Regions from separate parts of the Homo sapiens genome. Here region 1 is linked to region 2. The links are chromatin loops, found by intact Hi-C in ENCODE. Cell type or tissue: B cell. All regions are shown on one strand. Links, peaks and the distances in the headings refer to the core of each region. The heading gives the core; the rest is flanking DNA. Region 1 has its middle 16 kb from the start of TRN-GTT2-4. Region 2 overlaps ALOX5AP (arachidonate 5-lipoxygenase activating protein).

Region 1 (17,159 bases), core at 3,679-11,678, 53 kb after region 2:
GCCCCCTCTCCACTTGGAGTTGTCCGGCCTTTCGGGACCGAACCAATGTTTATCTTACATATATTGACTGATGTCTGTATAAATGTATAAAACCAAGCTGTGCCGCGATCACCTCGGGCACTTGTCTTCAGGACCTCCTGAGGCCGTGTCATGGGTACATCCTCAACTTTGGCAAAATAAGGTTCCTAAATTGACCTGCCTCAGATATTTGGGGTTCACAGCAGGGAGGAGAAGCCCAGCAGAAGAGGGAACCTCTCACCTGAGACAGGGTGCTGGGAAACAAGAACTGCCGGACAGAACAGGCAGGGACTGTGCGGCTCCCATGGTACTGTCCAGAGGTCTGCAGAGAGCCGTGCGTGCCGGGCGTCCAGACACCTGGACCCACTGTAGCAGGACTCACCGATGGGGAGGGGAGTGCTGCAGGCCAGGCTGCCGAGGTGCCACATATTTTCTGTAGGTCCCTGAGAAGAAGAAGAAGTTACGGCCTTTTTTCACTTTTGAACTTCCCTGGGATGTATTTTGCTAAATGAGGAGCCACTGACACTTTATGAAATGTCAAGGAAAATGTTTGTTCAGGTTTCTAGGTGGGGCTGAAGCCAAGGGAAGAGGAGAAGATGGCGGCCCATGTCACAGGCACCTCTGGGCAGGGGTTACAGCAACATTTTCCCAATAAGTTAGCCCAGGGCCCTATCACAGGGCCAAGAGCCAACTAGCGGTTTGATCCTACAAAAGAAACTCCTAGGAAACCAGACCCGTGCTGTGGTTGCCAAAAGCCCGCAAATTAAAAGGACAGAAAGGCAGAAAGGCAGGGCAAAAGAAGATGTAATGATAAAAAATCTCCTAACCACACACATACAGACACATATGCGTCACAGCTATTTTTGCATCAAATTGCAAATTTGATCTCAAAAGAGCCAAAAATGATGTTAGAGCCAGCGCGATCATGGGAATCTTTAACTCTACAAATAACAGTTAAGGAAAAAATAACAGTTTCAATGGATAATATTTATTTTAATCTTAGTAGGGCGGTATGCCAGGGTCTTGACCTCTTTTTGGCGAATGTCAGAAATCAGAGTATCGGTGGAAAGAAAACAAAAGAACTTTTTAAATGACCTAGCTTTAGAATGATAGACAAAAGTCAAGGAAGAAGACATGTTTGAGGCTGAGCCTTGACGCGTCCACAGCAGCCGCCCTGCACATCCTGGCAGGGCTGAAAAGGAAGCATGCACTTTGGTTGATCCCTGACTCTTTTTCCCTTTCTTTGTGCCCGCTCTCACTTTCACTCTCTGCTCTTTCTCCCAGTTCCTCTCCTCCCACTCCTGGACACTCCACTCCCTGAACTATAATTGTGTTTCCTGCCATACCCATCCTTAGAATAACCTCCCACTTCCAGCACCAATCCCTCATCTCTCTACCTTTGGGAACTCTTAGAGTGTAACATTCCTGCATTGACGGCTGGTTCCATACTCCAAAGCACTGAGCAGGTTTGGGCATTGACAGGTTTGCAGGGTACAGATATGAACAAGGCTGGTCCTCCTGGCCTGAGGCAACTCCTAGTCTAGGAGAAGGAAGCTGACTGGAATCCTGACAGAGTGGGCTAAGGCATATTAGAAAGATACAGAGTTAAAACTATGAGTGAGCCGGCATGGTGGGCAGCCGATTTGCAGACAAGGAGGACTTCCTGGAGGAGGCAGTAACTGAGCTGAATCTATTAAGACTGACATGAGAATGTTAGAAAGTTTGGAGAACAGACTTCCACATATTCAAAGAGGGTTATCTTCGTGGTGCTGGGGGCAAAGAGGAAGGGTTGGTGGAGAATTTCAGCACCTTACCTGTACAGCTGCAGGAGCCTCCAGCTCTGCATGCAACTATGCTGTCACTCTGTCCCCAGCTCAGACAACCAACACTGCATTCTCCAGGGTATTTGCCCAGAGACGCAACGGCTACCCCAGACACCGCACCCATAACTCTGAGGGGGATTACTAAGCTTAGAGCAGACAACTTAAAGACCTTCCTTTCCCTGACCTGGAATTTAAAAGCAAACCTCACCCAGGGCCCCCAGGATGTTTGATGCTTGCCCCAGGCCCATCTGTGTGGGACTTCAGGCAGCTTGTCCTTCAGGACTGACTCACGAGTAAAGAAGAGGTAAGAATGCATTAAGGGAGAGAGAGTGCAGATGATCCTTTCAAGAATCTGCCCCCTTGGGCAAGCCACTTCCTCTCTGTGCCTCTGTTTCCTCATCTGTAGAATGAGAAAGTGGACCCTGCCAGCTCAGACGGACTTGTTTTCTTTTTCCTTCCTGTTCTCCTTCAGGGTTTCCATCTTTTGCAATAAGACAGGGCTGTGTCCCAATTCCTGGAAGCTCCTTTCCACCAGCCATCTTTTCTTCTCCTTGACATTGGCTGTTTCCGTGCTTCCCCTCCTTTCCCGTCCCTGCCTCCTTCCTGCTCTTGCTCTTTTTCATGTTCCCCCTTTTTTATTCTTTTTCAGCACTTCACCTTTCCCTCCTCTGCCTGGGCTTTCTAGGGTGAAGCAGCCAGGCAGGGGCCGGTTTCTGAGGTTTCCCTCCTTCCTCTCAGTGGCTTCCAGTGGACACTCGCCCATGCAGAGACAGGAAGTGGGGCTTTCAAACTGCCTGCTCAGCACTGTGGGAGAGCCCTGTCATCTCCGCCGCTGCAGGAAAGAGCCATTAACTCCAGCCTGACTTGCAAAAGGAAATTTAGAATTGCTGAAAGCCTGGCAGACTTGTGTTTATAAAACTGCCCTTTTTTTGGTCATGGTTTATCACAATGCTTGTCTCAAGACAGAAGCTAGTGCCATACCAGGCAGGATGGAGATCAGGTCTGACACTTAGTACACAATCAGTGGTTGATGAATGAGAGAATGAATGATTCTGTTGCAAAGGATGTTTCCCCCTTTTAGAACCATTGTCAGAGAAATGGGTTTTTTAAGATATGCTCCAAATGGAATTTTTAAGATATGCTCCAAATGGAAAGAGAGTAAAACAATGCTATGCATGTAAAATACATTTCCCTTTGAATTTTGGTGCTGGAAGCGTCCTCCCTGCCTTCATTCTCCTATGATACCTCCCAAAGAACCCAGACCAAACACACCTATTGAAACCACTTGTAAAAGTTTAGACTCTACCTAAGCTAACTAAGGTATGCATAGCCGGGCCAACCCCTTCCATTTTGACATTTTCTTCATTTGTTTTCTCTGCGTCTCCTCTCCAAGATCTCTTCTTCAAGCTCCCTGAGAACAAACTGCCAATCGGAACTCCCCTCCTCCCCACAAAAGACACATCCCCTTATGCAAAAGGTGAATTTTTAAATGAATGCGCTAAATTGATCTATTCTTCTTCTCTGTGTTACTCTTGATCTCTTCCTGCATGAAACTCCCTCAGCACTTGGGTTCTGTAGTGCTCACTCAACACTTAATAAATACTGCCTTATATTACTTTAATCCTTTTAATGTACCCATCCAATGCCCCAGCCACAGTGCAAGTTAATGCAAGAACGTGGGCCATGTCTGCAACCCTGGTGCCTATCCACATGTCTAATTCATAGTCAGTGATTCCTTTTTAAATTTTTTATTTTGGTTGATTACACAAGTAAAACATGCTTATGGTAGGATTACATGTTTATTGGCAGAGTAAATCAACAGAGAGAAAAATGCACAATCTCCAAAGCAATTAAAGGAATGCAAATTTTTAAAAATAAAAGACACACTTATACGTGTATTAAATGAAGAAAAATCAATAAAAATGATAAATTGCTATGTGGGAATGATTATAGGAGAGCAGATGTGCTTATACAGCAGAGGGTGGAGGGGTGCTGTCATCTGGTTTAGGATATTTGGAGCACCACCTGGAGACATATGACAGGAAGTCTAACGATCCTCATGGTGTTTAATCTTGATGCGATTGTTCACGCTGGCATCCGAGCATCCTGACCACTGCCCCTGACTGCCCCCACTAATGCTCTCTCAGCCCCTTTCCTTGCCTGTGCCCTCACCATGGATTTCCTTCTGCTTGTGTCTAAGCTCAGCTGCCTCGCCATTCCTCATTCTGCTCTAAAGTATATTTCTCCCTGAGCTAGACTTTGATAATCTGTTCTTGAAGTGTCCTCTTCAGTGTCAGATAAGTTCTGCTCTTGTGCAGGTCCATGTTCCTCCTATCAGGGACTTACAGCAAGCCCTCCAGGCAGAACCAGTCATGAGACATCACCAATTATCAGCAACCCATGTCCAAGCCATGTTGGCCATCCTTTCCTTGCCAGGAGTGTGTAAAGCAAAACTCAACAGCAGAGGCTCAGACATTGCCCATGGAGGTTATCATGGGCCAAACCAGCAGCAGGCATGTGGACTGTATCCCCTTATCCTGCAGAGCAGGCTTGAGGAGGGAAGCCCCAGATATCAGGAAGGGAATGGGCTTGGGAGGCAGGAAGACTTAGGCCCAAGTTTTAAAATTAAAACTCACTTTTACATTTACTTTTCTGATAACAAAATTATACATGTTTATTATAGTAAAATTAGAAAGTAGATGTAAGCAACAAATAAACATAAGTCAATAAATGTGATTCATGACATAAACAGAATTAAAAATGAAAAACGTAATCATTTTAATAGATGCAGAAAAAGCATTCAATAAAATCCAGCCTCCTTTTATGATAAAATCCCTCAACAAACTAGGCATCAAATGAATATATCTCAAAATAGTAAGAATCATCTATGACAAACTCACAGCCAACATCAAAATGAATGGGGAAAAGTTGAAAGCATTTCCCCCTAAAAATTAGAATGAGACAAGGATGCCCACTTTTCACCATTTCTATTCAACATAGTACTAGAAGCCCTAGTCAGAGCAATCAGGCAAGAGAAAGAAATAAAGGGCATCCAAACTGGAAAAGAGAAACTCAAACTACCTCTACCAATGATATGATCTCATACCTAGAAAATCCTAAGGAATCCTCAAAAATCTCCCAGATTTGATAAGTGAATTTAGTAGTGTTAGGTTACAAAATCAATGTACACAAATCACTAGCACTGCTATACACCAATGATGGCCAAGCTCAAAATCAAATCAAGAACTCAATCCCATTTACAATAGCTGCAAAAAATAAAAATAAAATACATAGGAATATACTTAACCAAGGAGGTGAAAGACCCCTACAAGGAGAATTACAAAACACTAATGAAAGAAATAATAGATGACACAAGCAAATGGAGAAACATACCATGCTTATGGATTAGAAGAATCAATATTGTAAAAATGACTATACTACCCAAAGCAATCCACAGATTCAGTGCAACCCTTATCAAAATACCAATGTCATTTTTCACAGAATTAGAAAAACCAATCCTAAAATTTATATGAGACCAAAGAGGGGTCCAAATAGCCAAAGCAATCCTAAGCAAAAAAAGAGCAAATCTGGAGGCATCACATTACCCAACTTCAAATTATACTACGAGGCTATTGTAATCAAAACAGCATGGAACCGGTATAAAAGTAGAATAGCATAGAGAACCCAGAAATAAAACCAAATACCTACAACCAACTGATCTTCAGCCAAACAAACAAAAACATACACTGGGGAAAGGAAATCCTATTCAATAAACAGTGCTGGGAAAATTGGATAGCCACATGTAGTGTAAAAGAATGAAACCGGGTTCCTATCTCTCACCATATACAAAAATTAATTCAAGATGGATTAAAGACATAAATCTAAGACCTGAAACCATAAAAATTCTAGAAGAAAACCTAGGAAAAACTCTTCTGGACATTGGTCTAGGCAAAGAATTTGTGACTAACACCCCAAAAACAAATGCAACAAAATAACAGAAATAAGTAAATGGGACCTAATTATTCTAAAAAGCTTCTGCATAGCAAAAGAAATAACCAACAGAGTAAAGAGACAACCTACAGAATGGGAGAAAGTATTTGCAAACTATACCTCTGACAAAGGACTAATATTCAGAAGCTACAAGGAACTCAAACAAATCAGCAAGAAAAAAAAACAAATAATCACATTAAAAAGTGGGCAAACAACTTCAAGAGATATTTCTTAAAAGAAGATATACAAATGGCCAACAAATATATTTCTTAAATGCTCAACATCACTAATTATCAGGGAAATACAAGTTAAAACCACAGTGAGATACCACCTTACCCCAGCCAGAATGGCCATTATTAAAAAGTCAAAAAACAACCGTTGTTGGTGCCGATGCAGTGAAAATGGAACACATACATTGTTGGTGGGAATGTAAATTAGTACAATCTCTATGGAAAACAATATGGAGATAATATGGAGATTTCTCAAAGAACTAAAAACAGATCTACCATTGGATCAAGCCATCCCACTACTGGGTATCTTCCCAAAGGAAAAGAAATAATTATATAAAAAAGACTCTTTCTCAGTACCTATGGAAGCATAGGGAAGAAAAGAAGGATAAAAGGGAGAAAAAACAGCACTTGCACATGTATGTTTATTGGAGCACAATTCACAATTGCAAAGATATAGAAGCAACCTAAGTGCCCATCAATGGATGAGTGGATAAATGTGTGTGTGTGTGTGTGTGTGTGTGTGTGTGTATGTGTGTGTGTGAGAGAGAGAGATGGACTACTACTCAGTCAAAAAAAGAATGAAATCATGTTATGTGCAGCAACTCAGATGAAATTGGAGGCCACTGACCTAAGTGAAGTAACTCAGGAAGGGAAAACCAACTACCACATGTTCTCACTTCTAAGTGGGAGGTAAGCTCTAAGTGCGCAAAAGCAGGGTGCTATAATGGACATCAGGAGACTCAGAAGTGGGGACAGTGTGGGGGTGAGGAATGAAAAACTACTCATTGGGTACAATGTACACTATTTGGGTGATGGGTACACTAAAAATCCAGACTTCATCACTATACAATTCATCTATGTAACCAAAGCCACTTTTACCCCTAAAACTATTGAAATTTTTTAAAAATATAATAGGGCCAAGTGCAGTAATTCCAGCACTTTGAGAGGCTGAGGTAGGAGGAATGCTTGAAACCAGGAGTTTAAGACCAGCCTAGGCAATAAAGTGAGATTCCATCTTAACAAAAAATAAAAAATAAAATAAAGTAAATTAGTTGGGCACGTTGGTGCATGACTGCAGCTCCAGCTACTCAGGAGACTGAGGCAGGAGGATTGAGCCCTGGAGTGCAAGACTGCAGTGAGCCATGATCACACCACTGCACTGCAGCCTGGATGACAGAGACCCTGTCTCTAAAAAAAGGTAATTAAAATAAATAAATAAACACACACCTATAATCCTATCACCCACTGGTCACCTTCATCACCACCTTGATATGGAGTCTTCCAGGATTCCTCCGTGTGTGTGTGTGTGTGTCATATAACATCAGATTATTGAGATAGTGGGACTCAAAAGGGTGAGCCAGGAATGAGTTTTTCTCTCCCTACACTGTTTTCAATGCCGCTCAACCAGATATCTTTTCCTTATCCCCAAAGCAAAACATCAGCATATCCCATAGCTTTTTTGGTCATTTTTAAATTTTAACTGGTAGTTCATTTTTAGGAATTAAAAATTCAAGTCCAGGCCAGGCGTGGTGGCTCACTCCTATAATCCTAGCACTTGGGGAGGCCGAGGCGGACAGATCACTTGAGGCCAGGAGTTCGAGACCAGCCTGGCCAACACGGTGACGCCCTGTCTCTACTAAAAATACAAAAAAAAAAAAAAATAGCTGGGCATGGTGGCAGGCACCTGTAATCCCGGCTACTCAGGAGACTGTGGTGGGAGGATCGCTTGAACCCGGGAGGCAGAGGCTGTAGTGAGCCAAGATGGCGCCACGGGACTCCAGCCTGGGTGACAGAGCGAGGCTCTGTCTCAAAAAAAAAAAAAAAAAAAAAAAAATTCAAGTCCAGTCTAAATAAAAACTCCTAATTCTCATTCACTTCACAGCTTTTCCCATTCCCCTAGTTCAAGCCTGGCCCAGGGACAGGACCTGCGGGGGAAGGAAGAAGGTGTAGGCCCCCCAGCCCCACCCCGCCTCACCCTATTCTACTTCCTCCCCAGCTTCTACCCGGACAGGATCAATGAGGGGAAATGGGAGAAAGTGCTTTGTGCTTGTGTGTTTGTTTACTTGGCTGTTGCTGTTTGTTGTCTCTACTAGCAAATGCCCTCTGTTATGGCAGGATATGTCTTCCAAATGCTGCCTATTCCTCTCCTGGAACATCTGTGGAGCTTGTGGAGCTTCCACGTGATCCTTCTGCTGGGGACCTCCCAGGAAGAACATGACCTCAGCTCAGATGCCATGGCAGATGCTGAAGACAGAGCAGCTGGAGGCTGTTGGCCAACTGCATTCTTCAACGCTGAGCAGCAAGTTCTTTCTTGAAAGGAGACCCAAATGCACTCCGCGGCTGCCGTGATCACCTATCTCTAGGGATCCAAAAATACGATATATTTTCGGAGGAGCATTGTTAGCCTGTTAGTTCTACCGCTTTTCCCCTCTGCTCCCTCAGTGAGGAGGGAAAAGGGTGCTTCAGTGCCAGCTCAAGCCAAGCAGAAGTGAAACCGGAAAAGTTCCCTTGTCTCCCTCGCAGGACGTGCGATGAGGGTGTGGCTCTCTTCTTCAGTGTCCCGCTGCTCAAACCTCTAGACGGGCAGGCTGTGGGGCTCCCGCCCCATGGCAGCGTCTAGGGGTGGATATTTACAGCTCCTGAAGCCCCAATGAGTGTGTGCTATTGTGTGCTCTTTCAGTTTCGCTGTCTATAGGCAGCTTGTGTTAACCAGCTCAGTTAGACCCTCTACCTTATCACAAGGACAGAGGGCTTTCTGTATCCCAGGTTCTTGCCTTGGTGTACAGGAAGAATCGGATCACAGGTGGGCTTGGAGAATGAGTGCAAGGTTTTATTCAGTGAAAGTATCTCCCAGCAGAGGGGGGAGCCAGAAAGGAGATGGTTTTCCCCTGGAGTCAGCGGCCCAGGCTTCCCTCCGACTGCTCCAGCCACACTCTGCCTCGTTCCGCTGGTCGATGGTGTGCAGGTGTGCTCCTCTCGACGTCCTTTCAATGTCCAGCCGCTCCTGTCTTCTTCCACCGATGTGTGTCTGCCTGCTAGGGTTTGGGGAAGGTGGGGGAGTTTAATAGGTAGATGGGGGCGTGGCAGGCCAGGATGATCTTGGGAAACGCAACCGTTGGGCGAGAAGGCAGGAGTGCCTGTCTTCACCTAGGTCCGTGGGTACAGGCCCCAGGGGGGTGGAGTCCTAGCCAGGAACCATGCCCTGCCCTTCCCAGCACTTCCTTGCCCCCGTCCCCTAAGGGGACTTAGGAGAGATGCTGGTAGAGAGTAGAAGTCCTCCTCTCCCTGGACAGACTTGTGCCTGGTGCTACTGCAGGATTCTTTTACAACCATCGCTTCCCAACACACCTCTTGCACTCATAACTTGATCTTGAGATCTGCTCCCCAGAGGGTCCAACCTGTCAGAGTAATGGAGAAGAATCTCAGAACTGGTTTCCCCAAAGTGTGGTTAATGAAGCAGTTTTAGCTAATCTCTTTTTAGAGTGTGTGAACACTTTTAACATTTTCCCCTCAGCTTTGAAACACGAACACTTAATATTCTGTTACACACCTATATTTATCCTATTACATACTGTATAAGTCAACTTCCACTAGATAATACTGTGGTAACCAAACTCAAAATATCTGTAGCTCAAGAAATGGGGAAACGATTCCCTATTTAATAAATGGTGCTGGGAAAACTGGCCAGCCATATGTAGAAAGCTGAAACTGGAAACCATCCTTACACCTTATACAAAAATTAATTCAAGATGGATTAAAGACTTAAATGTTAGACCTAAAAACCATAAAAACCCTAGAAGAAAACCTAGGCGATACCATTCAGGACATAGGTATGGGCAAGGACTTCATGTCTAAAACACCAAAAGCAATGGCAACAAAAGCCAAAATAGATAAATGGGATCTAATTAAACTAAAGAGCTTCTGCACAGCAAAAGAAACTATCATCAGAGTGAACAGGCAACCTACAGAATGGGAGATAATTTTTGCAACCTACCCATCTGACAAAGGGCTAATATCCAGAATCTACAAAGAACTGAAACAAATTTACAAGAAAAAAAACAAACAACCCCATCAAAAAATGGGCAAACAATATGAACAGACACTACTCAAAAGAAGACATTTATGCAGCCAACAGACACATGAAAAAATGCTCATCATCACTGGTCATCAGAGAAATGCAAATCAAAACCATAATGAGGTACCATCTCAGGCCAATTAGAATGGCAATCATTAAAAAGTCAGGAAACAACAGATTCTGGAGAGGATGTGGAGACATAGGAATAGGAATGCTTTTACACTGATGGTGGGAGTGTAAATTAGTTCAACCACTGTGGAAGACAGTGTGGCGACTCCTCAAGGATCTAGAACTTGAAATACCACTTAACCCAGTGATCCCATTACTGGGTATATATCCAAAGAATTATAAATCATGCTACTATAAAGACACATGCACACATATGTTTATTGCGGCACTATTCACAATAGCAAATACTTGGAACCAACCCAAATGTCCATCAATGATAGACTAGATTAAGAAAATGTGGCACATATACACCATGGAATACCATGCAGCCATAAAAAAGGATGAGTTCATGTCCTTTGCAGGGACACGAATGAAGCTGGAAACCATTATTCTCAGCAAACTATCACAAGGACAGAAAACCAAACACCACATGTTCTCACTCATAGGTGGGAATTGAACAATGAGAACACTTGGACACAGGAAGGGGAACATCACACACTAGGGCTTGTTGAGGGGTGGGGGGCTGGGGAGGGATAGCATTAGGAGAAATACCTAATGTAAATGAGCAGTTGATGGGTGCAGCAAACCAACATGGCACATGTATACCTATGTAATAAACCTGCACATTGTGCAAATGTACCCTAGAACTTAAAGTATAATATGTATTTATATATTACATACATATTATATATATATATATATATATATATATATATATATATATATATATAGCTTACAACAACAAAGTTTTATTTCTAACTCGCTTTATATGTTACTGGACTCCCCCAGCTAGCTTCTCATAACCCAATCTAGGCTGAAGGAACAACTCCATCCTGGACATGCCTTTCTAATGCCAAAGGGAAGAGAGCAAAAAAGCTGGTAGACATGCAATGGTTCACCAAGCTTCTCCCACTCATGTTTTACTGGCCAAAGCAGACCACATGGGGAAACTTGACAACAAGGCAGGGAAGTGCAGTCCTCCTACAGTCACAAGGCAACAAACACGAATATCTCATCCTCCTGCAGTGGAGCAAATATTTGGAAAAAATAAAAAACTGCTGGAGCTGCGGTCTCTGAGAGTCTCTTGGCTTTTCCAACATTATGCCAAAATGGCTGCTGCAGCTCCAGATATCACTGCCCTTTGTCCCCACAGGAAGAAGAAGAAAGAGGCAAAGATAAACAAAAACAACTGCTAGCTTTGGGCTTCATTAGTCAACTTGCTTCAGTCTGTCTTGTTTAAAGAGATGTCTTGGGAGTCTTTCCCAATGACTTTCATTTCCATCTCATTGGCCACCCCTCTCTGCAAGGAAAGTTAGGGTATATTATTTACCCACCACATCCAATGATATTCTGTTATTAAGGAGGCAGGATAATTTGAATATTGGGTGGTCAACTAGCATTTTCTGCCACTCCAACAAAAGAGAGAGATCTATAAATATTTAGAAGATGCAAGACAGACTGAAGCAAGTTGACTAATGAAGCCCGAAGAGAAAACAGTCTAGAATTTTCTGTGGTTGTCGCAAAGACGGTGGAAGCCAATCTACCTAACAGAACCCTAGAAGGTTTCTGGGCTCAGAGTCAGCAACTGAACCCAGGGCAGAAGTAAGAAGTGTGCTGAAAAGAGAGTGACTGCATGAATGTCTACATATGAACAGCAACCCTGCTAGCACCATCTTCTCCATTCCTGTCCAGAGAACAGGCAGTCAGCATTTACCCCTAGGCAAAATAAAACAAAACCCAAAGATACTGAACAAAATATTCAAAGAGAGCTAAGACTCTGGTTCACAGGTTGTCACTGAAGGATTCAGCCTTCTTCTCTCCCTCCTTTGGGCAGCCTGCAACCCTCTTCCTGCCCACCTTACCCAGAGCTCTGAATGTGAAGCCTACTCAGTGGAGACACCTTGCCTGAAAATAGACAATGCAGTGGAAACCCTCACCAGCTCCCCACTCCTCCCGTCTTACCTAGAAGCAAACAACTGGGGTTTACCAGATGTGTGAGTCTGTTTTGCATTGTATAAAGGAATACCTGAAACTGGGTAATTTATAGGAAAGAGTTTATTTGGCTCACAGTTCTACAGGAGGTCCAAGCATGGCACCAGCATCTGCACCGCTTCTGGTGAGGGCTCAGGAAGCTTTTAGTGACAAAGGAAGGGAAGAGGAAGAGCAAGAGAAAGAGCGGAAGGTGCCAGGCTCCTTTAAAAAGCCAGCTCTTGTGTGAACTGCCAGAGCAAGAACTCACTCGTTACGATGGGGAAGGCACCAAGCCATTCAAGAGGGACCCACCTGATGACCCAGACACCTCCCACCAGGCCCCACATCCAACATTGGAGATCACATTTCAATGTGAGATTTGGAGGTGCTGAACATCCAAACTATACAACCAGGCAACTGAGGGACTAAACTCCTGAGCCAGGCACAATGAGGTGGGTGACATCACCCTGAGGGCCAGGCTTTAAGTGAAAAGTCCTGCAGGCTAAGTTATGAGCCTCCCAGTTCTACTGTACTCATGCAACAAGTACGGGTTGCTGTAAAACTGGAACACACAGAGAATCACAAAAGAATGCTGATGAATTTTAAAATTCCACCTACCACCAGTATAAGTAGTAAGTCCTGGAAAGAGGGTGGTGGCCTGGGGTGCTGAAAACTAAAGCTTCATACTGAGGAGTTGAAAGGTAACGTCTAATGTTTCTAAGTAAATAAACAGAGGTAAGAATAGTTTTTCTAGAGTTAGGAAGGTAACCACAAAAAGGGCTGTATAAAGAAACCGTCAGAAAAAAAAAAGTTGTCTCTGAGTTGAGGATTTCAGGAAAGCTGGGAGGCCATTCTCTTCCATTGTAACTTGTTCTGTACTGTTTGATCTGGTGCCATACACATGTACCACTTTATTAAAAACAAATGGAAAAAAGCATATAGGATGATTGTGTCTCCAGTAATGAGGCCTGGAAATTCAGTCGCACTGTAGGCATCAAAGACGTGCTTATTAAGACTCAACAGGATTGGTAAGTTACTAGGAGACATAGCCACCTGGTCAGAAATAATCCAAGACAGAAGCACTTGGAGCCACTGTACAATAAGAGCAAACACTCAGTGGCACTTACTGGAGGCCAGGCTGTCTTGTGAGAGTTGTATTTGCCTATCTTTTCTAACTCATATAACAATTCTAGGACTTGGGTGTGTTTATAGCATCATCCGTGTTTTACAGAGGAGGAAACTAACGCAGAGAAAGAAGCGTGCCCGAGTCCACAGGCTTAGCAAATGGTGTGATCGAATTTTAATATGGTCAGTCTGCCTGCAAAGCTACAACATTAACCACCGGGCAATGCTGCCTGTAAGCTAGTGCCCCAAACATTATCTAAGAGAATATTGAGTCATAACAATAGTGGGAGCTGAGTCCTACATTCTGTAATTATAAAGTCACATTGCTGGGCGCGGTGGCTCATGCCTGTAATCCCAGCACTTTGGGAGGCTGAGGCAGGTGGATCATGAGGTCAGGAGTTCAAGACCAGCCTGACCAACATAGTGAAACCCTGTCTCTACTTAAAAAAAATACAAAAATTAGCCGGGTGCAGTGGCATGCACTTGTAGTCCCAGCTACTCGGGAGGGTGAGGCGGGAGAATCGCTTGAACCCAGGAGGCAGAGGTTGCAGTGAGCCGAGACCATGCCATTGCACTCCAGCCTGGGTGAAAGAGTGAGACTCTGTCTCACAAATAATAATAAAAATAAAATAAATAAAATAAAGTCACACCATTGGCATTCATTTATTTTGGGGGGGAGGGGGACTGATTGTTTTGCCCAAGAAACAGCAGCCCTTGCTCTGCCCACAGCATACACCATCTACAATGTGATCATTTGGGGAATCCGACTGACTAATGCAACTTGATTTCTTGTACAAAGTTTTATACTGCACACTGACAGGCAACGTGCCTGTGAGGGATAACCACTGGGCTGGGAGCCTCGACTCTGTCATCCCTGAATTGCACATCACCCTGAGCAGGTCGCTGGCCTCTAGAGGCTGAGTTTTTGTATTTGTGAGAGGAGAGAGTGCACAACTTGCCTCTGGGCTGTAGTATGGATGTCATAAGGAATGTATGGAAAGGGTCTTGTAAACTGTGACTGTCTATTATGAAATGAAAGATGTTAAAATGCTATTTTCTTTAGGTCACTACCATGACTGGGAACCTTTATTGGATCCCCTCTAAGGCCCCCAATAAAGCCCTGCCTTCACCAAGCTACCAAGCTCACAGGTCCTCCCCACTCTGTTGTTTCATCCAATCTTTCTCTCCCTCTCTCTCTTTTTTTTTTAAAGACAGAGTCTCAGCCAGGTATGGTGGCTCACACCTGTAATCCCAGCACTTTGGGAGGCCGCGGCGGGCAGATCACGAGGTCAGGAGTTTGAGACCAGCCTGACCAACATGGTGAAACCCCGTCTCTACTAAAAATATAAAAATTAGCTGGGTGTGGTGGCACATGCCTGTAATCCCAGCTACTCGGGAGGCTGAGGCAGGAGACTCGCTTGAAGCTGGGAGGCGGAGCTTGCAGTGAGCAGAGATCATGCCACTGCACTCCAGCCTGGGCGACAGACTCCGTCTCAAAAAAAAAGAAGACAGAGTCTCACCCTGTTGCCTAGGCTGGAGTGCAGTGGCATGATCTCTGCTCACTGCAACCTCTGCCTCCCGGATTCAAGCGATTCTCATGCCTCAGCCTCCCAAGTAGCTGTGACTACAGGCACACACCAACACGCCTGGCTAATTTTTGTATTTTTAGTAGAGACGGGGTTGCATTATGTTAGCCAGGCTGGTCTCAAACTCCTGGCCTCAAGTGATCTGCCCACCTTGGCCTCCCAAAGTACTGGGATTACAGGCGTGAGCCACCGTGCCCAGCTTCATCCAATCTTTTTCTTGTCTCCAGGACCGCTCATCTTCATCCCCCCTTTGCCTCACTCAAATTAAACCCTAAATCCTCTGTGGTTTCTGTCAAATCTTGCATTACTTAACCATTACCTCTGTTTTATAATTTAATTATAGAGGCCCCAACCAAGAGAGACAAACATTCTGAGAACTTGTGATTTCCCCAAATGAGAAGAGCCTTAGAGCAGATGACATTTCCCATAAAATGAAAACCCACACTAGAACAAGCAGCCCACTAAGATGTCCATGGCCAGCGTCAGGCTGGCTTGGCTCACCAGCCTAAGGAACTTGCTCCTGTTAACAGTAAGCAATGCTCAGGACAAACCATGGCCCCTCATGGACTCTTGCCAAGAGTTGAAACCTTGAAGGTTAAATCCTATCATATTACAATCCACTAGGAGCAGTAGGTTCTGTCCCAGTTGTTCCTGACCCGGGCTGGGGCTGTCCTTCTAGGGCAGTGGCTCTCCTATTTTTGGTCACAGGACTCCTTGACAACTCTTAAAAAGAAGTACTGAGGACCCCAAGAGCTTTTACTAATGTGGGGCACACTGATCAATACTTACTGTATTAGAAATTAAAACTGAGACCGGGCGTGGTGGTTCACGCCTGTAATCCCAGCACTTTGGGAGGCCGAGGTGGGCAGATCACGAGGTCAGGAGATCGAGACCATCCTGGCTAACATGGTGAAACACCGTCTCTACTAAAAATACAAAAAATTAGCCGGGCGCGGTGGCGGGTGCCTGTAGTCCCAGCTACTCGGGAGGCTGAGGCAGGAGAATGGCGCGAACCAGGGAGGCGGAGCTTGCAGTGAGCTGAGATCGCACCACTGCACTCCAACCTGGGCGACAGAGCGAGACTCCGTCTCAAAAAAAAAAAAAAAAAAAAAGAGATTAAAACTGAGAACTTTAAAAAATATGTCTGTGTATGTATATTTCATTTTTTAATTATAATAATAAACCTATGACTGATAAACTCAAAAACATTTCTAGGAAAAATAACTTTATTTTCTAAAACAAAAATATTGTGAGGAGGATAGCATTGTTTTTTCATTTTTGCAAATCTCTTTCACGTCTGGTTTGATTGAAAAAACTAGGTTCTCATGTTTGCTTCTGCATTCAGTTAGGTTCATTATCACACACTCTGTCACCTGGAAAATGCCACTGTTCACGTGTGAGAAAGTGAGAGTGAAAAAAGACAGATAACATATTAGTATTATTATGACATTAATTTTAACCTTGAAGATCCCCTCAAAGGTCTCAGGGACAATCAGGGGTCCCTGGACCATGTTTTCAGAACAGCTACTTTAAAGAAAGTTTGGAAACATAAGGGCCCTTTCTGATTGTCCCATTTACGAGCAGGCAGAGGTGCCCAGGTGTCAGAATGACCTATTCAGCCCTAGATGGTTCTACACAGGAAAGAACTGCCCAGCCCCAAACAACAGGGTGCCCAGAGAGGAGGCTAGATTAGTTCCTGCGGTAGGTGATCTGGACTTTTGCATATTTGCCCAGCATAACTTTGTAAGAGCTTAATAAACTTTTTTACATTTGTTAAATGAAAATGGTGGAACCAAATTGCAGACGAGATGGCTCACCTAATAATGAATCCAAATCAGATAGCTTTCATCGTGCAGCATTTTAACTACCACAGATTGTGTAACAGAAATTATTGCATGTCCCAGGCAATGCCTAAGGAACTGCTGTTTGTAACACAAACAGTCTGGCAGCAGTTAATCACATGGCTTTCCTCATTTTCTGTTTTAAACTTCTGCTGGACCTATGACCAGTTATCTGTGTGAGATGGTAAGCCTTCGTGTTACTCACTACCCCATAGGAAGGAGCAGATCTGATGGGGTTTCCTGATTAGGGTACCAAAGGAACAGGCAGCACTCTGTATACCTTAGTGGACAATGTCTGAGATAAGCTGTGATAGGCTAGCATCCCTGCAATT
Region 2 (12,356 bases), core at 4,357-12,356:
ACATAAAATCCACTCTATCTACTTTACAGAGCGGGGAGACAACAATAAGTCTTAAACAGTTCATCATGGGACTGAGTGTGGCCTTTCTGCCTGTGCCCTCCAGGGCCACAGAAGCTGGCCAGTTCATGCCGATCTGCCACCAGGCACAGTGCCAGGCGTGGCCCCGAAAGGGGACCAAAAGTATGACTGATTTCCACTCAATGTTAAATCAACTCTGGAAGTTGATTTGTCTTTCCAACTTGCTCAAGTCAAGCCTGTGGGCTGCTGATAACTGTGGGAAGGCCGGGGATGTGGCATCCAGCCCGTGGCTCAGTGGAAACATGCCTGAAGGAGGGCCACCACACTGGAAGCTTATTAGCAGAAGAGCCAAGTGACAGCGGTCCCAAAATAGATCCCTCAGGCACTCTCATTTATAATGCCCTTGTATCTGAACTAACACTGCTTAAGGATTCTGAGTCACATTTAGCCTTAAACCACCCTTGTCAGCACAGCAGCTCTCAGCCAGCCACCAGGGAGCAAGCATTAGCAATGCATTATCACACGCGCTCTGCACGGGTGCAGAGCATGCCTGAAACACGGCCTCCCGAGGGCTCTCACCTCTCCAGGGCTTCACAGATGGGAGCCAGAGGTCAGGCAAAGTCCTTTCAACAAAAAGCCTGCCCTTTGAACCTCCTTGAGATGCACTTTATAGAAGGAGAATGAACAAAGGGAAGTCTGAGTTACCTTGGCTGCAAAGTAGCCCCGCAGACCAGAGCACAGCGAGGAAAGTGGGGTACGCATCTACACAGTTCTGGCTGCAGAATAAACAAACAAGGAGAAAAACAATCAGAGACCAAGTTAGTGCAATGTGGTCTGAAAATTACCTGAAAGTTGAAGTTAATAATCACCATCGTGCATGAAACATAAATCCCATTCGTAATTCCACTTACATCTACCCAATAAGATGGGGCAGCCAGCTGCCACCTGGGAAACAAACAATGGTATAAAGCAAACACATGTTCATAATCCATTAACTCTGTTCCTACGGTGATGCGTAAGGGAGACTTGGTTTCTTGATGTATTCCTCTGGCAGGGTTCCTGTTCCTGGCGGTGCCCCTGCGCTTCTTGGAATTGAAGAGTGAGCAATGCAGACAGAGGATGTGGCCACACTGGCATGGGGGTGGTCGGGGAGAAGAGCCCAACTAAGGAAACTTTTCTATCAGATCCACAAATCAGCCCAGGTCTGCAAGCCAGGCTGAGCAAAGAAGGGTGATCTTCAAATGTTAAAGACAACAAAGTCAACTCAAAAAAGCTGGTGCTCAGAAACTTAGCTTACTAAGAGGGTGATCACTGTATGCTGGGCACAGTCCTCACTCCCTGGAGAGTTCTCACTCTACCGTGGATGTTTTGCACCCTTCCTCTCTTTTTAACTCACCATATTCCTGTGAGTTCACATGATAACTGTATGAGTTTCCTCTTGCTGCTGTAACAAGTGGCCACAAACTGAGTGGCTTAAAACAACACGCCTTGTAATCCCAGCAATTTGGGAGGCTGAGGCAGGCAGATCACAAGGTCAGGAGTTCAAGACCAGCCTGGCCAACATGGTGAAACCCTGTCTCTACTAAAAACACAAAAAATAGCCAGGTGTGGTGGCAAGCACCTGTAATCCCAGCTACTCAGGAGGCTGAGGCAGGAGAATCACTTGAACCTGGGAGGCGGAGGTTGCAGCGAGCCAAGATCACACCACTGCACTCCAGCCCAGGCAACAGAGCAAGACTCTGTCTCAAAAAAACAAAAAACACCCTTTTACTATGGTTCAGGATGTCAGAAATCCAAAATAAATCTCAAAGGGCTATAAAGTCAAGATATTAGCAGGGCTGCAATCCTTCTGGAACTTCTAGGGGAGAAACCATTTCCTTGCCTTCTCCAGCTTCTAGAGGTCACCTGTATTCCTTGACTCAGAACCTCCTTCCAACCTGAAAGTCAGGGATGGCCCATCAAATCTTTCTTATTTTGAATGACTCTGACATCTACTCTTATGCCTCCTTCTTCCACATTAAAAAGACCCTTGTGGTTACATCAGGTCCTACCCAGATCATCCAGGATAATCTCTTTATTTTAAGGCCAACTGGCTAGCTGCCTGAATTTCCCCTTGCCATGTAACATAACATATTCACAGGTTCCTAGGATTAGGATGTGGGCATGATTGGTGAGGGGGCCATTATTCTGCCTATCACAATTGCTCTCATGTTTCCAATAAGGAACTCAGGCTTGGAGAAGCTGAATAACTTGCTCAGGGTCATCCAGCTAGGGAGTGGCAAAGCCGGGATTCACACCATAATCAGTCTGTCTCCAAAGCCATGTCTGTTAACTCTTCAACTATACTAAATTAAATCATAGGTGTCCTCCTGAGAAGTCTGCAGTCCAGATCAGGACAATAAATATGCCCATCCATGAAAAACAGTGTAACTAGACTTGAGAGGCATAAAAAGGGAGGGAAATAAATACAGAGGAAAGGTCACTTGACTAGGATTAAAGTCTCCATCCTGACTTTAACCAGCTGTTCACCATTGGCAAAACAATCTCTCTGGATTTAGTTTCCTTATCTGTAAAACTGAGAGACTGATTATAATTCTGAGGTCCATGTGAATTCTCACAGTCCATGGTCGAAGGTGGCAGTTCTCCAGGCATGCTCTCGGGACCAGAGGCGGCAGCAGCATCGAGAACATGTTAGAAATGCAAATGTTCACACCCACCTCAGGCCTTCAGAATTTAAAACTCTGTGTTGGGGCCCAGAAATCTGTTTTAACAAGCCCTCCATGTGATGCTGATGCCTGCTGACGTTTGAGAACCACGGGTTTCATGTGATTATATAGGTAAAAACAAAGATGCAATTTTCAAACTGCTCATGCAAACCATTAGGGTCTCATGCCTCAGTGGTACCACTGAGAACTTGGGAATGGCCAGCCCTTCATCTGTGCCCTGCAGAGAACCCAGAGAGATCAGGTTATCTGCGCCTCACCAATGGAATCTTCGTGGTCCTCTGATGGTCAAAAGATCCTTTTCTGGAGAAGTCTATGAAGGTAACAGATGAGAAACCTACCCTGGAATCCAGGCACAACCAAAAACCAGGAACAGGACAGAAAGAGCAGACCCCTGCTGACCTTGCAAAGTGCTCTGAATCCCAGAATTTCCACTGATCTAATGGACACGGTAGGAGCTCCAAAGGGCAGGAGGCCCCTACAAATTTATCACTGGGGTGAAGTGCTTAGTGAATAAACAGGTCCCCAAGTAACAATTGCAGCAGCTACTGGGCACTGGCATCACATCTATTCTTATATGTTACTAGAGGCACAAAATTGCAGCCTCAGGACTGAGAAAATATGATTCATTTTCCAGTTCAAGAAACTTAGAGAAAAAATTCCTTTTTTGGTTATTCGAATAACATTCTGTGTCTGATGGGGTAAAATATCTGGTGCTCTTATTGTTTAAAAACTTATTAGTACCAAAGATTTCCCCTGCTTCCTTCTCTTTCTCATGTTTCGGGTCTTTGGTTTGTTTTTAAGTAGCGATTTTGTCTGGGTTATGCAAAAGGAAAAAAATTCTTAATTGTCTAAGGGATTTGCTCATTAGAAATGTGAACTGCCTAGTGATTTGACATTGGGTCCGTATTCAACCATTCCTGACTATTAGTTCAAGTCACCTTCGTTCCTAATAAAACATGGTCAGCCTGGAGTTGAATGAAATTCTCCCAGCTGTAAGAAAATGGGTTCCTCCTGTGGATTTCCAGAATATTCTCAGAGCCTTGTTCCTGGCTCTGGCTCAAGCCAGTCCCTCTCGCCATCCAGGACTTCAAGTGCAGCTTCTACCCAAAGCTGCAAGCTTATGTGCCCCTCCTGGAGAGGGGGTTGCTGCTGGGCTGAATTCAAGTGGCTTTAGCCATGACAGCTGCCCAGTGGCTGCTCGTGTAGTCTTTGAAGTTCACATGGTCTGGGCCCAATGCCATGGCTGCCTCTTATGGGCTATGTGAGTGTGGGTGCATTTCCTAGCCTCAATGAGCCTCAGTTTGCTCATCTACAAGAGGTGGATGGAGACATTAGTAATTACTTCCCTAGACTGTTGTGAGAATGAAACAAGGTGAAGTGCCACCTGGCTCACAGTAAGCATTCAATAAGTGGTGGCTATCATTGTTCCAATGTCTTCCTTCTTAACCCCCAGTGGAAATGTCTTTCCTATTGACAAATTATTATTATTCTGGATTTTCTTTTGAGAAATTTTGCGCTATTTTTTCTGCAAAACAGAACTGATGAACCCATTTTGAGTCTCATTCCTTGAGGTCTAAATAGGAGCTACTCAGCAGATCTTGCAACAATTTGCTGTGGTATGTTCAACTTGATGTGCTGCACTATTCATGTTTTTATGGAGAAAAGAATTCGTTGCTATATTCCCTTTCATTTTTCTCCACCTCTGGGAATAAAACATAGAAACTCTTTAGTGTTCCGTTAATTAGTTTGGATTAATTTAAAGTAAGTAAATATAATTAATAACAGTTTATTAATAATAGTGTCAATACTAATTGACAGGATCATTGTAGACCTATCACCTTTAAATAATTTTACAAGTCTATGCCACTTGAAAGTGAGTCTAGGCCAGGCACCAGTGGCTCACGTCTGTAATCTGAGCACTCTGGGAGGCCGAGGCGGGCAGATCACCTGAGGTAAGGAGTTTGAGACCAGGCTGGCCAGCATAGTGAAACCCTGTCTCTACTAAAGATACAAAAATTAGCCGGACATGGTGGTGCATGCTGTAATCCCAGCTACTCAGGAGGCTGAGGCACAAAAATTGCTTAAGCCCGGAAGGCAGAGGTTGCAGTCAGCCAAGATTGCACCACTGCACTCCAGCCTGGTGACAGAGTGAAGCTCCATCTCAAAAAAAAATAAAAATAAAAAACAGAAAGAAAGTGAGTCTAGAATGGACACCAAGAGATAAGAGATGCAGGGAGAAGCGACATGAGGGTGGTATTCCAAAAACATGTTTTGATACACTCTGCAAAAAGTGGGCGGTAGGGGTGTCTGTAGTTAAATAATACATTCCCCTCTTAGAAAACCAAGAATCAGAATACCCTTAAACGTCCTCAAAAGTCTGTCTATAAAGAACTTGTTATCCCCTGTAACACCTGTTAAAAGTCCATGAACTTGTAATCCATTTAGAAAATTACACCTCTCCAGAGACCCTTCTCCTCTCTGCAACCTGTGCTTACTTACACTCACAAAGAGGAATCTTAGGTCAGCTAACAAGGATTTTTCTCCAAAAACCAAACTTTGACCAAGGCTGCTCTAGCCATGCTCATTGGCTGGGAATAGGACATTAAACTGTGTTTTATACATGTGAACAGGCCAGGCACGGTGGCTCACACCTGTAATTCCAACACTTTGAGGGGCCAAGGCGGGTGGATAACCTGAGGTCAGGAGTTCAAGACCAGCCTGACATGGTGAAACCCCGTCTCTACTAAAAATACAAAAATTAGTCAGGCATGGGGGCATGTGCCTATAATCCCAGCTACTCAGGAGGCTGAAGCAGGAGAATAACTTGAACCTGGGAGGCCGAGGTTGCAGTGAGCCAAGATCGTGCCACTGCACTCCAGCCTAGGCAACAGAGTGTGACTCTGTCTTTCAAAAGAATGAATTAATTAGAATTAAAATATACACGTGAACAGAGTCCAGGTCCAATTCCTTTTAGCTCTCAAACCCTGGCTCAGCTCTGCCCTCATGGGAGATGGGTGGAGGGACAGCCCATTAATTAAGGCCAAGTCTGAGCCGATGAGCCACACTGGCTAGTGTATCTGTTCAGCAGCTGCCCCAGAATCTTGAGCTATCTGTATCAGTCAGCAGTTGTGTTTTATGCTAAAAATACATGCATCTGTCTTTTTAATCCACCAGTATCATTTATCCTTCATGCTGTTTTTCCTTGATAGCCATGGTCCCTAAACATTTATGATCCCACACCCCATGAACCAAAAATTTTGAGCATGCAACCTTATAACAAGTATATTTGCATATAAACTATATACACATACTACTGTCCATGTGTATATTAAAAATGAGGAAAGCTTCATGTCTTACTTTTCAGATAGCAAGATTAAATGCATGTTCTTTTCTTCCTGCAGCCTCATGGGTCATCTTGCAACCCTTTTCAGTGCTCTTGGATGCCCCTGGAGAAGCTGCTGCTGGGACGACTTTCTCCTAGAATAACACACAACCCCATTCCCAGTGGTTTCCTGGCACAGGCAAACAGACCAGCTGCCTCTGGCTTTTGCCAGCATGTAGCTGCCTGCTGCATTGATCTTTGACCCTTTTTACAACCCAGACAGGCACACAGATATGTTGCTGGCCCAGGGAGGAAGTGGTCTTTGTAACAGAACCGCAGCAGTGTCCAGACAGTTTTTGTCTTACAGAAAACTCTCCACCCTGCCTGCTTAGTTCCTACCTTTCCATGGCTATCTCTCCCCTCCCTCATCCTTCTCCTTCCCTCTCATGGAGGTTGAGTGTACAGACCCATGGGTTTTGAGAGCTGGGCTGCAGCACCCACACGGTGGGGATGCCCAAGCAGCAACAATCACTTTCCACTCTCCTCTTACGCTTTTTAATCTCTGGCACCCCACAACGACTGTGGAACTTCCAAACGACCTTCCCAAGTGACACAGCATAGCCACCAACCAAAGGGCACTTCTGCAATTTGGAGGCTGGCAACTAGCGAGCCCAGGTCTAAGCACCATGGCTTCTTACAAACAGAGCTGTTCACTCCCGGGGGCACGTGGCAGAAACTACACAGCCTGGCCTGCTCCATTTCTTCTTCATTGCCAGCAAATTGGAAACTTAACTTCTAACCAGATATGGTGAAATTGCACCATAACTTCTCCAAATTGGTTGAGCTGAGGAGTCCATAGGAACACAATGTGACCAGTGAGAATGCAGTCACCTGGCAGAAGTTTTTCTTTCCAAACTGATATAGCATAGTAGGAATGCTTTCTTTGGATTTCGTCTGGGGAGAAGTTTTGACCTTGCCTCATCAAAGACACCTTCTTTGCACCTCTTGCATGTGGATGTGTCCAAGGCGGGACTCTAGTATCTTTCTCTGCAGATGGTGCAAAGAGGCTGACAGCAAGTGACATAATTTCTGTACTCTCCTCCAAATGGTTTTAAAATGTCTTAAATCACACCTTTAAACATCTTAAATTGATTCTGAGAATTAATACATGGAAGACCTAAATGTTAAAATAGAAACCTCTCTATAATCAGTTTAGCAAAGGATTTCCTTGAGGTCAGACTGCTGGAATAGCCCTGGACAGAAGTGCTTGGGAGAAGGGAGTGGAGCCCAGAGCACGTGGGAGCATGGAGAAAGAGGGAGATCTAGGTGGCCCACTGTAGCAGCACTGTGAGTACTCAGGGGCTGTCTGAAAGGGAAAATGCCCACAGAGGGCAAGGGGCCAGGCAATCAACCTGTGACTACCGTACTAATGCGTTCGAGAGTGGCCCAGCGATTTCGGAGCTGAGGGAGCAAAGCAGCCAATGAAAAACTGCAATGGAGGAGATGCCCCCTCCAATCCCCTCATGCCTACACCTCACTGAAACAATTAAAAATACCTAGATGAGGAGAAGGACTGAAGAGAGAGTATATCAGTGAGTGTGATATAGGCCTGTTCAGTCGAGATCCCTTGAAGCCAGTTTAATTCACAGGAAACCAACGGTACCCCTGAAGGGGACCCTCCCTCCCATGGTGCCAGCAGCAAGCCCAGGGACTCCAACCCTGCAGTGTGAATCTTTGTCCTGAGTTTGCACCATTCTTGGCATTCTGAATACATTTTTCTTGGGTGACCATGACTCCCCCTTTGGAAGGATCTCTGGGAACATCAAAGTTGCTCCTGGGATGGAACTGAAGGCCAGCTCCTCCCTTAGCTCTCTAGCATGAGGCCTTCCTCTGTGACAGGCCCCTAGTCCGTAGTCCATAGTCCCCAGCATGCCTGCCACTGGCTGAGCCTTGAAATACACTCTGCATAAAGAAGAGAGGAGCATTTGAATAACATTCATTCGGATTTGCATCCCGAATAGATTGCACCCATCTTTAGGAGCCGCTCAGGTGTTTTCAAACAACCTTTTTATTCAAAGAAAAGAATGAGAGAGGGGGAAAGCACCTGCTAATGTCCCCATTCTTTCTGTTCTTGTTCTAGTTGCTCAAGGAGCCCCCGTGTTAGAAAATGCAGTGGTGTCACCTCCAGACTTCCACCCGCAGGGGAGCAAGGGGTGGGTGAGTTGAAGGCTGTCGTCAGCATGTCCTGCCTGTGGCTTCTGAAGGTGACTGGTGAGTCATGGCTGGTGTTCACAGTAGCAACCCTGGTCTAACCCCACAGGAAATAGGTCAACTTCTCTAACCAAATGACTCTTTCAGATCTTTCTGAAGCTGCAGAGATCACACCTCCCTCCACCAATGTGCCCCATATCCCCACTCCCTTTGTTTTGACACTAGCACTCACTAAGATGATAAAGGGTGTCCACAAAGCCTCTCTGGTGAAGTCCAACCTTCCTCACCTCCCTGGCGCTCAGAAACTTGGCTCAGACAGACATGTGGTATTAAGGGTGGTCATCACTCCTAGAAGGAGGCCCCCCTGCCCATGCCCCCACTTATTAGCAACATCAGGGTTAGGACTCACTTGGCAGTGTAGACCCGCTCAAAGGCAAGTGTTCCGGTCCTCTGGAAGCTCCTCCCATTCTGGGTCCTGCTTTCGTGCTCCACTTTATGGGCAAAGAATCCTGCCAAGGGAAAAGGTTTGCATCTGGTTCATTGTGGGCATGTTCAGGAGCCTGTTACTTCCTTGTTTTACTAGAATGTTAAATGCCTCCTTGACTTGACCTCCAAGCAACCCTAAATGTCCTCCATCAACTGTCATTTAGCAGAAACGTACTCAGCAGCTGCTCTCTACTGAACACTGTGTTTGGTGTTAGAAACACAGTCATGAGCAAGGCACGGCCCCCACTTTCTAGGATCTTACAGTCTAAAGGAATAGACAAACAAGGAAAGCAGACATTCCACACAGCAAAGTGAGTCATGCCAAGATGAGATTGAGTACATGGTGCTTTCAGGGTCAAAGGAGGCAACTTAATTCCATGTTGAGTCACAGAAGGATTCCTTGAGGGAATGACATCTAAGATAAAATCTGAAGAACAAGTAGAAATTAGCCAAGCAGACGGAGGGAGAGGGGCCGCTCTAAGCTAAGAGAACAAAATATGCAAAGGTTCAGGGTAAAGAACTGTCTGTGGTTCAGAATGTTCAGCCAAGGAGGGGGAATGGAGGGCACTGGGGAGGGAATGGGATTTGGTAGAACCACAGACAAGGCCAAAGAGGGAGGTGATGAATCATTCTTTCAATGACATGTATCTATGACCATTTGCCACATGCCAGACATTTAGCTTGCATCCAAGAACAAAACAAAGAGCCTTGGTTTGAGGAACTGATGCTCTGGTGAGGACAGCAGAGGAGGAGACAGATCATCCACATTAAGCAAAATACATAAATTAAAATGATATGGTGTGCTGAGCTATGGGCGAAAGAAGAGCATGGTAAGGGGCCGTTTGAGGCATGCAAGAAGGTGGGGTCGTGAGCCTCAATGAGAAAGAAATAACTGAGCCAGGTCTTCAAGAAGATGACCATTGAGATTTGCCCCTGGGGCCTAGCAGGGTGACTGTGACCTTGCTGAGAGCCGTGTGAAGAAATTCAGAACTTAGTTCCGTCTGAGAGCAACAAGGAATTACTGACAGGTTTAAGCAGAGGAATGTTGTCATCAGAAAGCCACCCTGTCTTTAGTGTGGCAGGAACTTAGCAGAATCAGATCCAGGATAGGGGGATAAGATAGGAATTGACTGGGGTGGTGGCGGTGGGGGTGTCAGAGATGCCAAGGAGACACAGTCTGGAGGGTTTGACTATAGATTGGATGATGGGGGGTGGGGGGGGGGCGGTGAAGGTCTCTCTGCCCCCTCTCCCCTTCTATTTTATTCCTTTACTCCTTTTTCAAGAGTGAAAAAAGGGATACATGTGATTGTCAGGGATCCAACCACAGGGTTCCTTTTCATCAATTTCATATTATCCTCCTCAAAAAGACATTAAAGGGGTGCTTTATTGTGTATAGGAATAAAAGCCTTTCATGTTTTTCTTTTCTACACAAATAACACTCCTTCTGTAGGAATGTGCCCACTTTGAGTGTATCTGTAGGGCTCTCTTACGTAAAGGAAGGGCCCACCTCATCCCAGGCAATGTGGTGGGCACTTGCCATGTATTCCGTCACAGAGCTTTGCACCCACTCTGTGCAATGGGTAGTACTGTTCCCACTCTGTAGGTAAGAACGCTGCAACTTTCCAGAGTCAACCTGCTGCTGGGGAGAGGTGCAGCCGGGACTTCAAACTCTGCGGGGCATATGGGGATGTGTTTCTCCTCTTGCTGTCACCGTGAAGCTCCCTGCAGGATTTCATCAGCTCCACAGGTTTTTGTTTTTTTTTTTTAGATACGGAGTCTCACTCTGTTGCCCAGGCTGGAGTGCAGTGGCGTGATCTCGGCTCACTGCAACCTCCACCTCCAGGGTTCAAGCGATTCTTCTGCCTCAGCCTCCCGAGTAGCTGGGACTACAGGCATGCGTCATCACGCCCGGCTAATTTTTGTATTTTTAGTAGAGTTGGGGTTTCACCATATTGGCCAGGCTGGTCTCGAACTCCTGACCTCGTGATCCACCTGCCTCAGCCTCCCAAAGTGCTGGGATTACAGGCGTGAGCCGCCAGGCCCAGCCAGCTCCACAGGGTTTAATACACCTGTCCATTCAAAAGATCTGTTTTTACCAGAGTATGACAGAAAATGCTGATCATTTTCTTTCTGGAACCCAAGATGGTATTCCCTGCCTCTGAACGCATAATCAACCTTCTATATCTGCGGGTTCTGCATTCCTGGAGTCAACCAACCACTGACCAAAAATATTAAAAAAAAAAAAAAAAAACAGAAAACCATTTGTCTGGACTGAACATGTACAGATTTTTTTTCTTGTTACTGTCTTTTAACAATACAGTATAACAACTGTTTACATAGCATTTACATTCTATCAGGTATTATAAGTAATCTAGGCCACACACAGTGGCTCATGCCTATAATCCCATCACTTTGGGAGGCTGAAGCGGGTAGATCACCTGAGGTCAGGAGTTCAAGACCAGCCAGGCCAACGTGGTGACACCCCATCTCTACTAAAAATACAAAAATTAGCCAGTTGTTGGGGGGTGGGGGTGGGGAGGGGCCTGTAATCCTAGCTACACAGGAGGCTGAGACAGGAGAATTGCTTGAACCCAGGAGGCGGAGGTTGCAGTGAACTGAGATTGCACCATTGCACTCCAGCCTGGGTGACAAGAGTGAAACTCCATCTCAAAAAGAAAAAAAAAAAAAAAAGACAAAACAAGTAATCTAGAGATTATCTAGAGGTTACTTAAAGTATATGGAGGATGTGTCGAGACCATCCTGGCTAACATGGTGAAACCCTGTCTCTACTAAAAAATACAAAAAAAAAATTAGCTGGGCGTGGTGGCAGGCACCTGTAGGCTGAGGCAGGAGAATGGCATGAACCCGGGAGGCGGAGCTTGCAGTGAGCCAAGATCGAGCCACTGTACTCCAGCCAGGGCGACAGAGCAAGACTCCATCTCACAAAAAAAAAAAAAAAAAAAAAAAAAAAAAAAAAAAGGATATGGAGGATGTGTGTAGGTTAAATGCAAATACTATGCCATTTTATATCAGGGACTTGAGCATCCACGAATTTTGGCATCCGAGGGAGGTCATAGAACTAATCCCCCAGGGATACCGAGGGATGACTTTATTAAAAGTCAGAGGTTATTTCTACAACCAGCAGCACGATGTGCCGTACTTCTCTGCATCTGCCTCTCTTCTTTCCCTCCTTGCTCAGAGAACCGAGCCCCTTCCTTTTCTCTAAGGCTGCATCCTCTAACTGTGATCTTGACCCTGTCCATGCCACTGACTTCAAGTCTGTATTTCATTGCTCCTTCTCCCACTTCCAGAATCTTTAATATCATATTCTCTCCTTTTCTTTATCCTGGAAACACGCACAGATCTTCCCTATCCTTTAAACAAAACAAAAACAAACCTGCTTCAGTCCAACATTCAACTAGGGTTTACCGCTCCTTCCTTCTAAGCTAAACTTGGAAGAGTTGGCTGCCTTTGTCTACTCCTCACCGCCCCCTCACTCCCCAACCTCTTGTAATCCTCCAGTATGCTACAGAAACAATACATGCAAAGACCATAAACACACTTATCTCGGCTAGCTGCTAACAGTAAGCCAA

What was found. Peaks named below come from ENCODE experiments on the same cell type or tissue, not always from the same donor. Only the 100,000 strongest peaks of a DNase experiment are listed, where the experiment ranks them.
Region 1: it touches region 2 in a loop (6-fold over the local background); 15 of 110 quality-filtered maps call a loop at or near these places.

Annotation. Positions count from the first base shown.
Region 1 is chr13:30,681,875-30,699,033 of GRCh38, reverse strand. No RefSeq gene overlaps it. Among named protein-coding and RNA genes, the nearest start is that of TRN-GTT2-4, 16 kb to the right of the region's middle. RefSeq lists a silencer at 4,076-4,276 and an enhancer at 8,538-8,627. In B cell, for the core only: no CTCF peak of the experiment used is centred there; a DNase peak (open chromatin) is centred at 8,563; H3K4me3 peaks cover 1,071 bases.
Region 2 is chr13:30,740,490-30,752,845 of GRCh38, reverse strand. ALOX5AP (arachidonate 5-lipoxygenase activating protein) reads right to left here. Exons shown (of 5, transcript NM_001629.4): 2 at 8,687-8,786; 3 at 724-794. LOC124903146 (a long non-coding RNA gene) reads left to right here. Exons shown (of 3, transcript XR_007063743.1): 2 at 8,207-8,337. Among named protein-coding and RNA genes, the nearest start is that of ALOX5AP, 11 kb to the right of the region's middle. RefSeq lists a silencer at 8,398-8,467 and an enhancer at 7,972-9,171. In B cell, for the core only: CTCF peaks have their summits at 8,019 and 8,243; DNase peaks (open chromatin) are centred at 8,315 and 11,964; H3K4me3 peaks cover 472 bases; H3K27ac peaks cover 697 bases.